2 separate regions of the Homo sapiens genome follow, and region 2 is linked to region 1. The links are chromatin loops, found by intact Hi-C in ENCODE. Cell type or tissue: adrenal gland. All regions are shown on one strand. Each heading gives the region's core, and the rest is flanking DNA. Links, peaks and the distances in the headings are about the cores only.

Region 1 (10,296 bases), core at 1,247-9,246:
TGATAATGTAACAAAGACCAGAGATTTCTAATTCTCAGGTAATTGATAAAAATTTAACCTACACTATAACATGTGTAAAATAGAACAGATAATTAGAATTCAGCAGATAAATTCAATGATAATATTACAATAAATGCTGTTATGAGAAAATATTTTAAAGATTAAAATATATCCAGTGACAATTACTCCTTGAAGTCCTAAGATAATGAAAGTAGAACAGTTTATACAGGTGGGGTTAATACAGAGTTCTCAGCACACAGCACAGCATAGAAAGCAAAGAAAAGATAAATAGATAAACTTGGAATACTGAAATATGGTCTATACTTACCTGTATTAAGAGTATAGGAGATTGCTTCTTGGCCTTTTGATCAAGCATAGAGTACAGGAAAAAATGGCACCTGCATCCAATGCTAATTCTTGTGAGAATGTCCAGTTATTTTACTGTAAACTGTATTCTTTATAATAAAGGAAAACACATTTTACTACCCAGAGTGACAGTTTTAAGTATCACAATGAATAGAATGATGGAATGGTCTAGTTTTATAACTGGAGTTCTCGAAGACAATAAATGTAATCAATTTGATTGCTTTTCCTTGTGGTTTGCAGTAATGGGAGAAAACTGCTTTAGTAATAATACAGATAAAAATAAAATGAGAGAAGGACTAACAACATAGGACTTTTGCTATTAGCATGGTGGCTTTTACTCAAATGAATTAAGATCCATCAGTAGACTCATATGAAAGACTTTTTTTAGCAAAGGAATATTTTTCACCCAATGAAAATAGGCACCCTCTAGAGTTATGTCCTTATTTCAGCAGAGGAAAGCAAAGATTCTCAAAGTATACACTACATCACAGAGACAGAGCTCTTTTTTTAATGCCGAAATCCTCCCAGTTTAGTCATGCAGAAGAGTGAGATTCTAGCACACCCACCATTGGCCAAGAACCACTTTTTGGAGTATTATAATATTCTGCAACATTGACTGTCTATTCATCCTGAATCTGGCTATGCTATACGCAAAGGCACATTTCCTTTTATTTATTTGGATTCCACTGGTCATTAATTTCATTTAGCACTGAGGATTCTGACAAAGTCAATTAGTGTCATATGTTAGCAATTTCAGAGAGACAAATAGACACACCTCTAATTTTGGCCACCAGTTTCTATCCTGGACCCAATTTACAATTTTGCGCAATGACACAGATAATAACAAAAAAGAAGTATATTCTGCACTTATTTTATCTTGATTAGAAGACTGAGAATGGCATGACCTAGTGTGTTCCATTTACTTTGAACTTCTTATCACATCCCAGCAGGTCAAATAATGACTTGTTTATGAATGGGAAGAAAGTGAAAGTTATGTTTGTAGCTGATGTGCTAGTTTTAGTGACCAATCAATATCTCATCCCTGCCTAATGATATAGATTATTTTTTATTGAAGACCCAAAGGGGAAAACTAGAAAAATAATCACTGACATTATAATTTTGCCTATTATACAAGCTTAAATTCCAATGGTTGGTCTTCCTGTTAGTCAAGAACACATCTTATGTGTTCCATTATGAGATGGAGTAAAAATAATGTTTACATTTGTTTTACCAAAATATAATAGAGTATTGATAAACGATAGACAATTCCTTTCCTTGTCAGTAGATTATACACTTCTGATTATATACTTTATTTCACCGGATTGTGTCACTTCTGAAAATACTTTTCTGAAATGAAACTAGTTTAAATTCTCAAACTTCTCTAAATGGAATAATATTCCATGTTCAGATATTCCCGACTTTGGTGTATATTCCACTGTTGTTTTGTTTTGAACCACATATCTCTGTTTTGAAACAGTTTTAAAAGTCTGTTTAAATATATTTCTCAAATACTATGCTATGCAGAAAGGGGGACATTCTTTTTAACTGGAATTAGGGTACAGCATACTAAGGGATACCAATATATTCCACTTAATATAAACCCATAGGATATTCCCAAATTATAATAATTAGAGAATTAAGATAATATTAGGGAGAGCTAACTGAAGGTAAAAACGGAGAACACCATAAAAGTTGAAAGCAACAGATATTTAACTCTACGTGGACTGCATGGATGAGCCAGAGGTTAAGTTTACATACTTGATTATGAAAATTAAGGTGTCCCCTGAACCCAAGGACAAACTCAGGTCTTGTTGTGCCTTAAGTTTATACAATGTTGGAGACCCATTAAAAAAAGAATAAAATTTATAAATATAAAATTACTTAAAAAATGAATATTTGTTTAGAATAAAAACGAAATTTCAACATATCACTAATATTAAAAAGCTGAAGAACAACATGAAAATAAAAAATGTAGAAAATAATATTAATTCCCTGACACACTTCAGAAATAATCCCCTCTCCTTTTTTGCTGCAAACCTTTTGATTGTCTCTTTATATGAGAGTAATTTCATACTATTTTCTCCAGGGAGAATTATCTAGAGACAGATAATTCTGCCTGTCCTCTAACAGCTGATAGGCACTTTTTTTTCTAGTGATAGTTCAGAAATGTTTTCTTCAGCTTCACAACTCATAAATGGTAATAGCTTATAACTTGTTATAAGGTAAGAATGGTAGGAAGGTTAGGATAGTAAATTTGGGCATAACAATGTGGATGAATTTTGCACAGAGTTCGCTTCTGGCTTCAGATTTTTTCTTCTACTTCCCACATCCTTCCAGTGTTGGGCACCAGAGACCACATTCCTATCACAATAGAACCTTGAGTTGGCCCAGCACGTTCCTGCCACAATGCCCAAGACACTGGTACAGTGAGGAGTATGAGTATTCTTGGAAACCATTCAGACCACAAAACAGCTAGCAATAACACAAAGATGGATCCTATTGAATTCAAAATAAATGCATCTCTTACCCAACTTACCCTTAGCTAAATTCCAAAATACCTGCCACCACTGCAAGGAAAAAAAAAATGCAAATAGGGAAACTAGTGTGAAAAGAGACAAGGACCAGTTGTGATTAAAATGCATTTCTTTTACAAATTTTCCAAATCCATGTAACCATGGAAACACATTGCCAGTTAAGGAAAGAATGTGGATCTTGTGGGATCTAAATTTTATACACTTTGGATGGCCATTGACCATTTTTGAGAAGAATACAAAATGATTATACAGGATTAGATATAAGATTATAGAAGAGGTTGGGGAAAAGGAGGGACCCTAAAGCCTAAATTTTGTCAGCTTCTAGGCAAACCTGCACTATCTCACATTTCCAGCCACACCTCCATCTCTCCACCTCTCCCACACACCAAGAGGTGTTCTGAAAATTCTATCTCTCTGTCATATCAAGAGGTGATCTTCCATTTTCAGATGTAAGTATCTCGTGTGATAGAGCTAAATGACTTAAGGTAAATAGGGAGAGCACCAAGAAAGTTGAAAGCAACAGATGTTTAATTCTAAATAGTCCACAGGAATGAGTCAGAGGCCATGCTTTTCCTATGCGTTTCCACTTGTTCTTTCTGTCTACAATGTGTTTTAGCCCATGCCCCTTCATGTCCTTTTTTGGACACTTTTCCTGATGGCTCTACATGCTGAAGGGTACTTCCAAGTGTTATATCATGGCATGAAAATTTCATCCTACATTATGCCTTGAATATTCACTTGAACTCAGCAATCATTTTCCACAGATATACAGTATACTGATAATTTAACATCTGGATACATCATTTAAAAAAAAAATTTCATTGTCATGACTGAGTCTTAGCCAGGCCCCAAGTCCTGCCTATGCTGCATTCTCAGTGTCTCCCACATCTGCCTTTTCCATCCGTTCTACTATTTCTATTCAGAGCACTTCACTTCACATATGGATTAAGGTAACTGTCTCCAAATTGTATTTCCTGTTCCCAAGCTCCAAGTACTCTAATCTATCCCACATGCAGCCTTAAGCTTTATCTTCCCCCAACAAAAATTAATTTTCACACTTCATCCCCATGTTAATAAAAGCAATCCTGAAATTCTCTTCACTGTCTATAGATCACCTTCCTGAGACTGACATTCAAGGGCTCTGGGCCAGTTTCACAGTCTCCCTGACCATTAGCACACAAAAATAAATTTCTATTTTCAAATGTTCATAAATTTACTGTCTTGTGCCTGCAAGCTATTCCATTTATTGTTGCAAATTTATAATAATTTAATGCTCTTTGCTGAAAAAGAAAAACGATTGCTTCCTGATGCACGCCTGAGTACCTATTACTCAATAAAAGATTTAATTTCCAAATTGCCGGTATCTACAGTTTGCTTGTTTTCTGTCTAAACATCCAACAGAACTGGGCACTTACGAGGGCCCTGTTGAGTAATATCATCTCAATGGGCAGAAATGTATTTGCATAATTCATATTTTAAAAAATGTGCGTTATATAAATCTTTCTTACACAGGGAGAACACTCCAGTGTGGCCACTCACATCTAAATGGTCTGGGAATTGTCCTTCTCAGCATTTATCAGCCATATCCTCATTTTATTCTATTATGGGAGAAAAAAGAGCAATGCTAGGCTGATCAATGTGCCGGTGAATCTCATGGCTACATTTTAGAATGACCTACAATAAAGGTGTTAGGCAAACGTAAGAGAAATTTACTACTCATGGGATAATTGCTCACTGTAGCATCACGGTGCCCTAAACGTGGCATATTCTTGCTTTATTTATGCCCCGATGCTTGACTGATAGTCTTTCTCATATTTTGCCTTACTTTTGAAAGCACAGATTTTCTTGCCTTATTGATCTCTTTATACCCTTATCATTTTTCCCTGAGTTATTTGGCATGATGACAGCAGTGTGTCGCGAGGCTGATTTAACATTATCTCCCAAGTATGCAGCACTGAGCTCAGAGTGGAATATTTTAAGACTGAAACATGTAACACATTTGTCAAGCAATGATACAAATACAATCCGTTGTCAGAACTAATGAATGAAGTAATTCCAAGCATGGATAAATAGCAAGAAAATGGAAGATGCTAGAAACTATGTTTCACGAAAAAGCATTTCTGAGCAACTTATTTGGAGAAGAATGTTGTGCCTTTGTTTTTGGTTCCAACTTACTTATTTTCACTAAAAGACCTTGGTGGTTATTTTTAGAGAATGAAAGTGCAGTAAGAAGCAGACAGCTATCCACATGTTAATGGAGAAAGTGGGTGGTCCTTTGACTGTGTCCTATCTCATGGGATAGATATATTTTCCAATAAATGTTTTGTAAAATTTGTTAACCAGGTAGCTCCCCTTTATTTGATTGCAGTTCAAGACCTTTTTGTTTTTGATTTTGCACAAGCTTTGTTATCGAATGTGATCAGGCATAAGAATAAACACAGAAACTGCAGGGATGATTCAACAGTGATTAGAAAGGACACAAGTTACCTGTCAATAATGCTTCATCCTAAAACCTTAAAAGACTCCCGCGCAAGGAGAAAATGATATCCCAAAATGGACTGTTTTTACTAAGTGTGTTTAAGCACATTCTGAAAGGAGAAAGAGGGTGGAAGCATAGATGTGTCTATGTGTAATTAGAGAAGGGAGGATAGAATAGCAGCCAGTAAGGGAGAAGTTTAAGTAAAAGGAACAAAAAGAGAATAAGGACCATGTCCCTGATGCAGGCATTTATTATCTTATGGAAAAGGAAGTTCCCAATTTCATACAGGATCTACTCAGTTATTTATAACTTTGATACAACATTTTAAGCAGTGATTAAGTTCTGTGAATGGCCCTTACACAATTCAGTTCTCTTCACCTAGAAACGGAAATGGAAATCCAGCACTGAGGATCCAAGGGAAAAATGACCTCCTATGTCTTATGTGAATGAAAGTTATTTCTAATCTTACTTAACCCTGGATGTACCTAGAATCCTACTGTACCATTGTTTATCCTACCATGTTTGATATTCTCTTGTAACACCAGTGTAACTATTAAATAAAACTAGAATTATGTTTCCAAATATTTGAGTTATTAAATTCTTATTAGTATATACATACACATCATTATCTGGTATTCCTAACAAAATTATACTGCATTTCTCCTAGCTTTTCTGCTGCAACTCTGTGTATGTATGTATGTATGTATGTATGTATGTATGTATGTATGTATGTATGTATGAATGAGATGGAGTTTCACTCTCTTTGCCCAGGCCGGAGTGCAGTGGCACGATCTCAGCTCACTGCAACCTCTGCATCTGGTTTCAAGCGATTCTCCTGCCTCAGCCTCCTGAGTAACTGGGATTACAGGTGCACACCACCACATCCAGCTAATTTTTTGTATTTTTAATAGAGACAGGGTTTCACCATGTTGGCCAGGCTGGTCTCGAATTCCTGACCTAGTGATCTGCCTGCCTTGGGCTCCCAAAGTGCTGGGATTACAGGTGTGAGCCACCGCGCCTGGCTTTCTGCTGCCTCTCTTTTTCTTATGTGAGAAGAGAAATAATATTAATGTCCAAACAGGGCCATCTTCTCTTTTCAGTGCCGTCTAACCTAATAGTAGTATTTGAGCATGCTCTGAAAAAGCCATTTGAAAATGAGCAGTCTACTGCCTCCTGATTCCTGCTGCTGTTCTATATAAAATGCCTTCCTCCTGGTTCCCCAGTAGCCAAGCCTATTCATCCTGAAGGCAGGATTCAAATTTCACCTCCTCTGAGAAACCTTTATCATAGACAGATTTATCTCCTCCCTGCTTAAGGTTCTAGGAGACATTTTTTTCTCATGTCCCTGCTGGTGATAAACATTTTGTCCTTCAGTAGATATTTCTACCCCTGGAATGCTGAAGAGTTGAGGACAGGCCACGCAGCCAGCCACACTTCTGATTCTCAGCACTTACATATACATACTTGGAACAAAATCTTTCAGTTGGCACTTAATTAATCTTTGGCTGGAAGGTGAATTTTACCATAAAAGTCTAGTCAACAATGATTCTTCTTGGGAGACTCAGGGGTAATTCATCAACCTAACCCCCAATTATATTATTAGTTTTATTAGATAAGTATATGTTGCCTTATGTATCTATGAAAACATGGCAACTTGAGGAGTGGTTCTACTTGCCTTTATGCTTCTGGGGCTGTGGTAAGAACAAAAAAGGGAACTATAATAAATGTATTTTCTCCACCCTTCTCCTTCTGCAGTTCTCTGCCAAAACACCTGCAAGCATACTGCTTACAGACAAAACCACAGCATCTGGGCTACCCAAAAAGCAAGCATAGTGGCTTATGGAAATGTATTCGTTCATCACTGGCCAGGGAGAATACACCCACCCATTTCAAGCATAGTCATACATGACTGTCAAAACTGTGAGGAATATGAGCTCCTTATTTTTGGTCTCACTATATATGTACAAAGTGAATTTTGCCTGTTACAGAAATAGAGGGGCTAAGAGAGCTCATAAGATGTTTGCAATATATGTAAATAAGTGTCTTTTCTATTATAAACTAACTAAATGCACATTTGAATTTTAAAAATATTTGACTATCAACATTGACTTCTTCAAAAGTCTTAATTTAAATAAGTTCAAATCATTGTTACAATGTAGTTTTTCAACTATTTTGGTAAATAACTTATTTTATTCACATCCTTTGACAGACATGGGGCATTCATATGAGTTTCTTTCTGCTTCACATCAGTTTTGTGTATGTGTTTGAAACAATAAAAACTCCAGTCAATTCAGTTGCTATTTGTGAGTGGTGATGGAAAAGATCCATTCTTTGCTGGAAAAGCAATATATTTGTAGCAAATAGCTACCAACTTTAGTAGAGAAAATTATTTGCACACTGAACAGGGAAACTGCCAAAGCGAAGAACAGAGCATCTGCTATGGACAAGGGTGTAATTATCTTGCTCATCCAAACACCGTTGGGCATAAAAGTTTCACTCTCTCTCTCTCTGGCAAGACACTCTGCTCAGATTTTTAACACAACATTATTAGCAAATAATAACTAGTTTGGAAGTCCTGTCAATAAAAACAGTATGTCTTTTGGACCATTTCCTGAAAAATGGAAAACAGGCGCTAATCTGATAAAATCATGAATCATTTTAGTGCCAAAATGATCAAAAGCATCATTTCTGTCCTGTCTTAAACATGTCAGATGTCTTTATACATTGTTTGCTATAGAATGAGGATTTGTCAAAAGAGGAAATATCTATCTTTCTGGTTCCAGATTACAAGTTATTGTATGCTTCTAAAAACGATTTTCTGATTTGTAATGTTTTCTTTACCCAGGAGGTGAGATTACCATTACTTTTATGCCACCTTACCTTCGTTGAGAATGAAATATGAGTAGATCTTTCTGCTAGGCCAGATTAACAAAATGAAAGAAGCCTGTTTATGATGAATGGATATCAGATATCAAAGGATAGCTGCTTTTCTGATTATGTTGTTGCCACTTCTAACTTTTCTCTGGGGATTTCAATCTGAGATGGGCAAGAGACTTGAGTCTACTCAAAAAACCACCAGAAAAAAGTGGTTGAATTTCCTTTTCCAATTGCTTACATGTAGTTGTGTTGCTTTTTTTTTTTTTTTAAGAAGAAAGGGATAGGAATCATGAAGTCATTTCCAGCAAATGTCCTTAATAGGCAAGCTTGCCAAAATATCACCGTGCCCCTGTCTTTCCCAAAACCTTCCAACAGCTATCAGCAACAGCTGACAAGCACTAGCTAATTTGAAATTGTATGTTCTCTCCTGTCAACACCAGACCACACACACAGCTTTGAAAAACACCCAGTGAATACCATAATTTTTAAACAGAGGGCTCATCATGTTCCATTTTCTTGTGCTTAAAAAGTAATATGTACTTTCTATTCAGAATTTAAAAACCTTCACCACCCTTTGAAGTTTTAGATTTAAAATTTTATTCTTTGGCATCTGAAGGAAGAGGACATCAAATATTAGAGGCAATAAAGCAAGTAGAAGTGACAACTTCCCCTAAGGTTGGTGGTACCAGACACTGGCGCAAATTCATCCATCTGCATGTCTCAAGGACATATTCCCACATGAGGATCTAGGAGGGAAAGTGTCACGGAACGAACAGATGGGCTTCCTTGCCTAGACTAGCCTAATGGAGCTTTTAGGCAATTTGCATACTAGCTGTCAGTGACACAGGTGTGTGTCAAGACTTGAGAGAAGCTAAAAGAAACCTTATATAGGGTATACTTTCATGCTGATTCATGCTTGCCTTCATTGTGAATGCTAATAGGTGATATTTGTTAGAAGGCCAGCAGTTCAGTGGTGGCACTTTGTTTTTTCCTTCTAAGTTACAGGCTGCAGGCAGTTCAGTGTGGGTTCAAGTCAGAATAATTTACATTCCAATAGAAGGCTAATACTGAAGTCTTGCTCTTTTTATTAGTGAAACATATCCAAAATAGTATTTCCATGCCTTCACTTTTTATTAAATATGTTGGATCTTTTCTGGTCTTATGGTCAAACATTTGAATGTTGAAATGTTGAGAGCTGCCTGACTCTAGTACAATCTCATTACCTGAAAGAAAGAAACGGTGGCTGCCAAAACCAATGTGAACATTCCCAGGGCTCATCAAATTCTAGAAAGTTTCAACTTTTCTGCAATCCAATAACAGACCCATAACAGTGCACAGTATACTGAAGTAATGAAAAAAAAATCAATTAATTTAAGTAGCATTACATTATGTGTTACATACTGCAACTTGCTCCTTGACCTTGACCACATAAATTATCTGCCATTTTGATAGGCAGGCACATTGATGCTTCAAGTGAACCACATCTTCCATAATTCATACCCCAGTCCAGTATACTCTCACATTAGCTCTGAGTTTAGCCATAGATTTGCTGCAACCAAAAGATAGTCACGAGTATGATAAAGCAGTGGTTAGATAAGCACTCCCACACATTGGAGCTTATTATCCTGGGATGCTCCCAAGAGAATAACTAAGTAGTTTAGAACCCAACTACTCAGCCTTTTGGAACCCATCCACTATGCTGTAAGGAAATAATCCCAACAACATAATTTCCTGATGTCGATTTACTCAGACAAGCTTTGGGGACAATAATTTGTACTTACTGCAATGAAGACTGTGTTGTGTTAGGGCTGAAACATATGTCATTTCAGGCCCAGAATATCCTTCTAGAGAGGGAGGCCACATGGAGAGACTCTGGAGAATGAGATAATATATGAAAAAAGAGTCCAGGTAGAGAAGTACTGAGGTGCCGCAACTGAGGTGTCCCAGCCAAACTCTTCAGTGACTGGAGTAACCCCAATTGGTACCACGTGGAGCAGAGGCCTGCTCTGTCAATGAAAAGAATCATTAGAAAAAATAGTT
Region 2 (10,296 bases), core at 964-8,963, 120 kb after region 1:
AGTCATTATATCCATATTCATTGATTTCATGGCTGCATAGTAGTTCTTTGTAAAGATAAAACGTCATTCATTTAATCTATTCCTTTATTGATGGACAGTTAGATTGCTTATAATCTTCTCTGTTAAAAGCAGTGCGACAATAAGCATCTTTGTAGATATACACTTTAATCTCTTTTCAAAAATTTCTAGAATTGGTTTTGCTATATAACCGGGCATGTATGTTTTTAAAGCTTTTGATACATTATCTCTCAAATAAAGATCCAAAATTCACCTATTCAGTAATATTCCCCTAAGGATGAACAATGAGTGAAAGTGACTGTCTTCCAACATCTCCGTCTACTCTGGTTGTTAGGAAATGTTTAACTCTTTAAAAACCAAGTAGGCAAAAATAGTATCTCCCTCGTGGTTATTATTTCTTTGATTATTAGTGACATATATTTTTGAGTGCTTGGTAGCTATTTCTGTTTCTTCATTTATGCTTTTTTGTGTCTTTTATTATTAGAATATTTTCTCCCTTTTTTTCCTATTGAGTCGTACAAGCAAATTTTATATCTAGGATATTAAACTTTTGTCATATATACTGCAGGCCTTCTTTTATAAGACTATTTGTTAGCTTTTTATGTTTCATTGTAGTAGGTTTTCTGCTATATGAAGATTTGTAAGTACAGTTGTCCCTCATTATCTGTGGGGGATTGATTCCAGGAACCCCCACCCCCATACTAAAATTTGCAGATGCTTTGATTCCTTATATATCATGGTGTAGTGTTTGTATATAACTTATGCATATCCTCCCATATAATTTAAATTATCTCTAGGTTACTTATAATACCTAAAACAGTGTAAATGCTATATAAATAGTTGCTATACTATATTTTTATTTGTATTATTTTTACTATTGCTTTGTTATTTTTAATTTTTTTTCAAATAATTTCTACCCCCACTTGATGGAACCCGCAGTTGGTAGAAATCACGCTTGGTGGAGCCCACAGATGTGGAGGGCCAATCATATTATTTTAGTCAAAATGTAGGCATTTTATTAAAACAATAAAGAATTAAAAATCTATCATTGTTTTCATTCATGGTTATGCCTTAAAAATGAAACTTACAAAACCACTCCCTACCCCAAAATTAAACCACTATTAACTTTTTCTCATCTGCCCTCTTAAAGCCTTTCTGTCATTGCTGTGCTCTTTCTAACCTTGTGCCTCTCTGATGCATTGTTTCATCTAAGTCTGTTTTGTCATTATATTGTCCCTTCTCAATTCCAATCTCGTGCCTGTATTATGTTTCTACTTTTATTCTAGCAAGAATACTTTCCCTTCCTGCTGTTACTTAAGCAATATACCAAATGCCCAACTATATGCCCACCTCAAACCTGGCCCAAGACTGTCTTCTCCCTTTAAGGGTCTACTTGCTCCAACAGTCCTTGCCCTTTCTCCTCAATTTAAGTCAATGTCGCATGACTTAGCATTTGATTACCCTCCTTTGTTCATGAGTCCTCCCTGTTTTCTCAAATAAATTATCAACTTCTGAGGGGCAAGAATCGTGTTATAACTCCTGTCTTGTCCAAACCACCCCCAAGCAGTGGTGGCAATAGGGAGAGCTCCAGAAACATGTATTGATTGATACAGCATTTTATTTCACATTCTAATATTCCAAGTACCAAACTCAAATATTAGTAACTATAGGATACATAATGAGTAGATACAGTACTGGACTAGAAGATCTTAAAATTGAACATTGCACAAACACTGAAAAATCTTATTTCCCTTTTTCACAAAACGTCATGAGACCAAACGTACATAAAAGGGTGGGAGAAGGTAGATGTATTGAGATAAACGTCTTATATTGAGAGTAAACATGTGAGTAAGCAAAAAGAAACCAAATATTTCCCGGAAAAAAAAAATGCCAAACACCTTGAGGAGAATTTTACCTTAATATTTTTGTCTTAGCTTTAGTATCTTTATAATTGAAAGTGAAACATTATTTTGAATTATTAAAAAGGAAGAAAGCAAACTATAAGGGAAGCAAAGGTAAGTATCAAAGAGGTTTTATTAAGTTTCCTGAAGATTATAAAATCAATTAAAGGACATCTAGGGTAGGGAATTAAACCATACACTCTTTATTCAATAGATACTGACTAGCACTGTTGTAAGATCTGAGGGCAGAAGAAAGATGAAGTGGAGGATTCTCCATTCTGAGAGCTAATAGGATATACCAAAAGGAAGGCAAAAATGGTTAAGTGCCCAAAATATATTGCTCAGTGAGTATTATTCGAGTACAGGATGTGGAACAGCCACTTTCATGTAGACCAATCATTCAGTCAATTGACACTTATTAAACACCTACCACATGCAGGGGGTGGGGATCACATAGCTTGAAGACCTTTGAGATTGCCCTTGGGTTTTGAGCATGAAGAGCTTGGTAAAGGCAATCATGGTAATTGGAGGAAGATTAACAAAAGGGTAAAATTAAAGTTTAGCAATGCTAAATGTGAGCAAGTTTGAAGATATTTGAAAGCTCAATGCTAAGCTGAAAAAAACTAAAACAAAACTCCATTCCTTCATTTCCCAGTGAATAGTCTGAAGAATTATCTAGTTAAAACCCAATACCACACCCAAAGCCAGTGCTGGCCTCACTCACAGCATTTTTAAACATGAGATTTCACTCTAGGGAGGCAAGGGCTGGCACTCTGTAAGCTGGCTGCAAGAAAATGACACCTTTTCTCCCCTCTAATTTATTTACTCTAGGGGACAAAAGGTATCCTGGAACCTTAAATGAGGAAAGTACAAGTATTGTGAAATATAGCAATGTAAGAACCAGACAACTTTCCAATATATTCATCTCAGACTATATGGTGAGTTTTGAATAGAGTGCTGAGACAGACTTGCACTCCTTTCCAAAACAAAATAACAATAAAGAAAATTCATGTAAGAAGTATAAGAAATACTGAGAGCAAATCTCTATATGATTTCAATCCAGCTGATTGCAGAGATGGATGTGGAGAAGCATAATGGAAGTGCAAAGAAATGTTTCAATGAATAGCATTGATCGGAGCCATCTTAAGGATTTGTGCTCCATTATATTCACGTATCAAGTCAATTCCAAGCTTTTCAATTGCCCTCTCCTTACCATTATCACTAATAACAATCTCTTTGAGTTAATGGTTCTTATTTATATTTTATCACCTTCATAATATGTTAATATATTGGCATTCTTCACCGAACACTGAAACACATTACTATTAGTCTAATATTGATCCTCAAGACATTTTTACCAAATAACTAAATATTCTTGTAATGGGAAGAAGTGACAAGAAGCTGAAATATTAAAAAGTAAAGAAACTCTGGGGAAATCGTATTAAAGCAAGTTGTAGAATCAAAAATTGGACCTCCCACAACTATTACTCTACTAGCACACTCAGAGTCCTTTCACCTAACCACACTGTTTTCGTTTCTGATTACTAAATTCCTTTTCCAGACTTTGTTAAAATGTTTCTGCTCTCACTAAATGTATATTAAGTATAATATATATTAATGATTTTTAAGTGTGGGTTAAAAAATGGTGAGTCTTCCAGCAGTTAAAAAAAAATGCTAATTTGACTAAAGTGTTTAAAAAAAAAAAGGTCATCTTTTCAGGTCCTTGGGAAGGAAAAACTCCCTGAGTTTCCAAAGCATGTGAGATTTGGCCATCAAACTTGGAAAGATGTGATTAAGTTCTGTGAAATATGACTATGTAAAGAGGATTAACTACTATCAGAAATACACATTCTTGGTCTAACTTTTCTTCTAGGAGAAGAAACTGTTGAGACTTTATGATCTCCCATCTTCTAGACATATTTTAGGTAGCAAATAGTTCTGTGTCATCCCAGCATCACATATTAAATAGGTTAACTTTTGTATTATTCTTTTTATTGTCATGCTCTGATCTTAACATTTGAATTCAAAGTGAGAAACATATCAAGTACAGGCTAGAAAAAGGAAATAACAATAGATTTAACCTAGGTCCATTAGATTTACAGAGTCACTTTTTCCAGCTCAATTGATAAACCATGACATTACTTGACACTGATTAAGCAGCGCCAAACAAGTTCAACAGATGAGGGTTGTTAAGAAATACAGTTGTACACATTCCCAAGATAATAATGTAAAAATAAAAATTCTGATTTCCAAAGCCTTTGGAAAAAAATATGTGTTCTAGCACAAAAATATTTCAGTGGGCTTTGAAATTTATTAGGAAGAGTTGGGCTGCTTAACATTGTCCTTGACTGCTGCTGCCCTTTTTACTTTGTATATAAGGTGGCAGACAAAGGAAGCTGACCTTTCACAAAAGAGCAGCCCCCAAGTAATGAGATCCTAGAATTGCTGACCCCAAGCGCTTGTTGGGATCTGTGATAGTGTCACAAAGGAAGGAAGATATTCCTGTTTCTGCCAAATGTGAGGGTTCCCTTTCAGCTTGTACTTCCATCAGGAAGTCCATCTTCTTACCAAAGGAAGAGTACAATCCTGTCATCAAAACACAGAGGGGCAGGACAACCTTGCAGGGCACAGAATTTTTGGGCCAAAGAGAGATGTTAATCCTTGTGTAATACGAAACTCATCATGGCAATTTTCAGTGTTTTAAAGGAAGCAAACTTAATTAGAAGATGAAAGATTTAATTTTTAGTATTTATATAAGTACCCTGAATATATATTTTAGAATTATTCATATTGGCAAAATGATGGCAATAAAATGCATGTCCACCTATGGGCAACACTTGCATAAAACGTGGTACAAATAAAGTAGGAACAATTAATATGACAATAAAAAACCAGAAATATCTAAAAACTTGGTAAGAATATCTAAATTACATTTGTCATTGAAAAAGTAGTTAACCTGTTCAATTTGATCTCATATAACATATGTCAGATTGCTATTTGCAAGAGCATATAGAATTCTGTAAAAGACACACACCTTACTATTAATATTAGTTATTTCAGAGAGCTCTTGAAGACCTGTGTAGTGTATTGAGGGAGATTATTAACATTTTCCCGCTGTATCTTGAATTATTTCCCTAGATATGCAAAATATGCATTACTTTGAAATTAAAAAATTCCCTAAAATTTCATGAAACATATATATATGTGTATATATATATATGTGTGTGTATATATATATGTATATATATATGTGTGTGTATATATATATGTATATATATAGATATATATGTATATATATATATATATATATAATTTTCTGCAATTGGGAATAAGGACCTCAATGCAATAAAAAAAAGTATGACAGAGGAGAACACTGCAGAACAAACATAGGAGATTCAGCACAACTTGGAAAAACCAAGAGAAGTCCAAACCAAAATCACAGTTTGTACTCTTAGCCACAACAGGGTTATTGTTTTCAGATATTCCTTAGTGAGAAAAGCTTTGAAGTTTACATCAGAATTTCATCTAACGTTATCTTGCATTAGTTTAGATATGTCTTTATACCCACGTAGGTAATTGTACAGGGAAATTGTGTTTTGTTTTCTTTCTAAAATGGGTATTTTGTCATTTTTACCTGATACTTGAAGTCTTTTCAAAATTCTGAGTTAAAAAACCCATCTGGGTATTGCTTTGGATAGGTATATGGCATGGCTGGTTACTCCTGGACTATAGTCCAAAATTGGTTAACAGTTCAATATTATTATAAGAACTATTGTAGTCAAGACCCTGGATTTTGAATAAACAAAATTGACAAAAAGATGGACCGAAAACTCAGACCATCTCCTAGTTCTTCAAGCTAAGTTAGTTTCCTGATATGTCCAACTTTCTGCCAACCCATAAAAGGAAGCCACATATAAGGGCTGATATTCTTGGCAATTGCTGAGGAATTGCCTCTCCAGTCTTCTCCAGACCACCACCACTACCATTTAATCCTGACATATTTGCTTACTTTCATCCCCCAGTTCCAAATCCTAGCTACTTAGTTTGTCTTTGAAATCCACTTCTGCCCCTCACTGAGTTGGCACGTGTATTGACTTTCTTGCCAGCAACTTATAATGCAGTACTATGTTTTTTTTTTCTTTTTTTCTATTAGTTTCTGACTTAACTCATCTTGTGTTTTATGGTTTTTCCCATTAGTTAGGAATGTAACCCAACTCAAGCCAACAGCCTCAGGGTACTAGCCAAGTGACCCATGTGCTTAATGTGAAAAAGATAGGACCCCAAGAGATTGTATCCATGTGGACATGTAAAAAAGATGTCTTTTGACATAAAGCATCACAGAGGTGAAGATGACATTAAGCAACTCTGGTTCAAAAAAGCACTGCCTTCAGCAATGGACCAATGTACAAGACACACAAAACAAGATAGACTAATACCTTCTGAAAACCTTTTCTTATGACCTTAATCTGCATCATACACCATACTATACATTGCAGGGCATTCAGAGATCAAAACTGTGGTCCCAGTTCTCAGACTGTTTACAGACTAACTCTGACACAAATATGATCTGGAAGAGTACAGTTATGTTTGAAAAGCCAAAAATAAATTTACAACTAAGCAAAAAAAGATAAATTAAAACCCAATCCCACTGTACCTTGTAAAAAAAAGAGAGAAACATATAAAAAGCAATAATTAAAAAAAAAAAGAAAAGACTGAAAGCTGAGAGAACAAAAAGAAGGAAGCAGAATTTAAGGATCAGAGGGCAGAGAGACAAAGAAGGCAAATCCATAGCAGAAAACTTGAGAATAGAAGAAGAAAGGGCGAGCAAGAAAGGGCTACAGGAGTAGAAGCTACAACAAAGAAAAAAAAAATATTAGCCCTAGGAAGGACAATCTGGGAAAGACAGGGAGATGGAGAAGACACAATGTTAAAGCAAGGTTGCATCAGACAGCCATCCTAAATAAAACAAGGATGGAGAAATGCATACAATGAATTTGGCAGAAAAGATGGACCACGAATAATAACAATAGCAGCTAGCCTTTTATGGGCCATGTTGAAATCTAGACACTCTTTTTACCAGGCTCCTCCCCTCTAACAAAGGCTTATGTTAGCCCAGAGTAAGTAAGCATGACTGCACCCATACCCTCAACTGACCTGCTCCTTGGGTCCTCAGGCACATTAGTGGCCTCAAACTTCACTCTTGTTTAATAAGCAGTTGGTACTGTGTGGTTCTCATGGCAATACGGCTTTGCTGGGTTCACAACTAATGTTGCTTTTTCCTTCTCAGAATGAGATTCTTTCCACACAGAACAACAACAACATTGCTCCTGGTTATATTTGTGAGCACATACAGATCGTATATGAATATGTTAGATACAGAAAATCAAAAATACACTTTAAAACTTGATTCCAATGACTCTTTCTGAAAAACATCCCTCTTTCCAATCAAAAGCATCAAGAAGGCTTTTATACAGGTTCTCCCTTGAGAACTAGTGATGAGTAAGTCAAAACAACAAAAGCAAATGCTGGCTATTACTGAATGCTGCAACAAGTGCAAAAACAAAATAAAGCACTAATTGTCTACATAACCATTAATTTTCTTCCTAAGAGACCAAAAGTCTCAACTACAGGACCCCTCCACATCAAATTATGAATTTACATTGACGTATTTTCCCCAAACATGTTTCTTCTGTTTGTAAATGACCTTTTCCTTGCTAAACAGCTCTTATCTATTGCCTTTGGAAAGGAAAACAAGTTGTCAAATTCCAGAAATGTTCAAAAGTACATTGAGCCCTGATACCCTTAATCTTTCTCTTTAGTTCATTTTCTCTTTCTTCTCTTTATTTTATCTTTCTTCCTGTTTCTTATAAATAACCGGTTGAGGTTGTAGAACTGTCATCTTTTTTTCTTTTTTTACTAGGCTGCTATTGACAGCCTCATCACTAAAAGCTTTGAGGTTCATCAGACTCTTCACAGTTTAAACGACTATTATGAAATTATTTGGGATGAATTAGAATTAATCAATAAGATTTCCAAAAGATGCTATCAAGAATGACATAAAAAAGAGAGTAGATAGCTAACTTGCGTAATATACTGTCAATGTATCTCAGATCATGAGAAGGTACCACAATATTTGTGAAAGAAAGTAAAAAAATAGTAGTTATTTCTATTTTGGTAAGACTCACCCCTTTGTGCTACCAACTAGCAGCAAAGTAAAATAAAATTAAATAAATTATAACTGGAAAGAACAGGAATGTGTCTTCTTAGGACCACTTTGCACCTCCATATTTCTCTGTGGTTGTAAAGCCTCAGAGAAAATCTGAACCATTAAAATAATCGTTAAGGTTTTCAGGAATGTATGTGTGCGTGTGTGTTGTTGTTTTATGTGTAAGAGAGACAATCAAAGCTGATTCATTGCATCTGCTGATGAAATTCAGTGAGATCTGTCTAGAGGGCTGGGAAGAAAAATTGAGTAATTAGATAGAGAATCAAAACATAGGGTGATTATGAGAGAATTCGCCCTCCAGCATTGGGGGATGGTGTGAATTTTCAGGTCTGAGGATATATATGGGGCTACAGAGAGAAAAAATTATTTCCTGAATAAGATTGGAGAAGATGGCTATGTCTAGGCTTGGGATCTTGATTTTCCTGTAACACTGGGATAAGAATGAAAATGAAGGAAACCATCACACTTGGCTTATGGCTGGAGTAGCAGTATCTTCAGGTTGCCCAACCACTTGTGAGAGTGATAGTGGGTCTAGCTGCAGTGTGCATACCTGTAGAGACATGTGTTCTTTAAAAGGCACGTAGATTCTCTAGGGCTGAGAGAGACTTCTAGACACCAAGAGATGTTATTATCCTAGGTAAATAACCGTGGGAACTGGGGAAAAGGAAGAAATGTCAGTTTTAATACATATAAAAAACCTATGACCCTATTTTGAGACAGAAGAATTGAGAAAAATTATGCCATAGAATAAGTATTGTGCCATTGATTTGCCTCTTGCCTACTCCCCTAAGAGGGTGCCCTAGGGAAACACCTGTTACATTTAAGCTCTGTCTCTAGTAAACAATTTCACCAATTACGCAATAAAAAATTCTGTGAACCTGGCACCCAGATCTGGAACTCCCAGTTGCTCTCAGTGCCAAAGGTCAATCCAATGTGTCTGCTTTTGAAATATTTTAGCCAAAGAATGTTAATGACATTTTCCAATACACTGTGCTGTTCTACCACATGTCCCTCCCCGGAAATTTGGGATTACTAAAATACAGAGATATTTTGAGTGCCAAAAGGCCACAATAGTGAAAGATATGGCCAGCTTTTTAGATGCTCTGACCATCTTAAAGACCTACAAAAACACTGGTGCAAGGAAACAAATGCATTAACTCCAAACTCTGAAAAGAAAAACTGCAAAACCCAAATCAATTAACATTTATATGCATATCTAAAAAACATAATACATTGTCAACTTTATTCATTGTTCCACTTAGTCTTCTAATAATCTCTTTGTACCTGAAAAAGATTTGTAGATTAGGTTTTTTTCACTTCGCAAGAATATTCATGTATGCAAGATGTCTCCAAATTCACAGATACATATCAGTTAAATTTACTTGGACACAGAGTTTCAGGAGCAAAATTATAAAAGCTTTTTCAACATATTATTGTGAAATAATTAAATTTGGTGTTGAATGTTAGTGCACTTTAATATGTGTCTTTGGATGTGGAATGGAGGCCTCAAAAAGCGTCTATTGTTACAGGAAATAGCAAAACTTGAAGAGAAATTCCTGCATGTTCTTTCATCTATTCCCACTGGCCTTTTCTTGTGTTTTTCCAGCTCAACAACAAAGTTAAACACGAGTCAGAAAGAGAAACTTCCATTGCTAACATGAAGCCAAATTGTCCTAAACAGGTAAATAATAAAGTTTAAAAGCAGTGGTTAATTTTTTTGAAATACATTGAGAAAAGGACATCAGAATTTTATCCTTTCCAGGATTCCCTACCTACCTTAGACTAAAAATGCAATATTCTTATTTCTAAAGATGCAGTCAGAATTGGTGTACATTGGTAATGGACAGGATACCAGGGTTAATCCATGAACTGTCACCACCCTCCAAGGGTAGTTCCCACCAAGTCAAAGAAAATGAAATGTTGTTTTCTCATCTTTCAAGAAGAAATTAAAGGCCATAGGTCTGTCACATATTTATCTGTTGAGTATCCCGGAAAACAATCTGAAATTTTACATAAAGATGGAGATGAGATTAATTATTAGCAAATAATGTCACCAAAATCATTCCAAGTCTCTTAAATACTTCAAATACTTCACCTACTCAAAACTAGTTAAAAAATATATTTGCTTGAATTCTAAGTTATTTAATTTTA

Evidence for each region. Hi-C counts contacts between places; a loop is a spot of excess contacts. Peaks named below come from ENCODE experiments on the same cell type or tissue, not always from the same donor. Only the 100,000 strongest peaks of a DNase experiment are listed, where the experiment ranks them.
Region 2: it touches region 1 in a loop (2.1-fold over the local background); 17 of 110 quality-filtered maps call a loop at or near these places.

What each region holds. Positions count from the first base shown.
Region 1 is chr3:29,409,196-29,419,491 of GRCh38, reverse strand. All of the region lies in intron 1 of RBMS3 (RNA binding motif single stranded interacting protein 3), which reads right to left. Among named protein-coding and RNA genes, the nearest start is that of RBMS3, 130 kb to the right of the region's middle. In adrenal gland, for the core only: no CTCF peak of the experiment used is centred there; no DNase peak of the experiment used is centred there; H3K4me3 peaks cover 1,172 bases; H3K27ac peaks cover 1,596 bases.
Region 2 is chr3:29,290,208-29,300,503 of GRCh38, reverse strand. The region is part of intron 1 of RBMS3 (RNA binding motif single stranded interacting protein 3); the gene reads right to left. Among named protein-coding and RNA genes, the nearest start is that of RBMS3, 14 kb to the right of the region's middle. In adrenal gland, for the core only: no CTCF peak of the experiment used is centred there; no DNase peak of the experiment used is centred there; H3K27ac peaks cover 406 bases.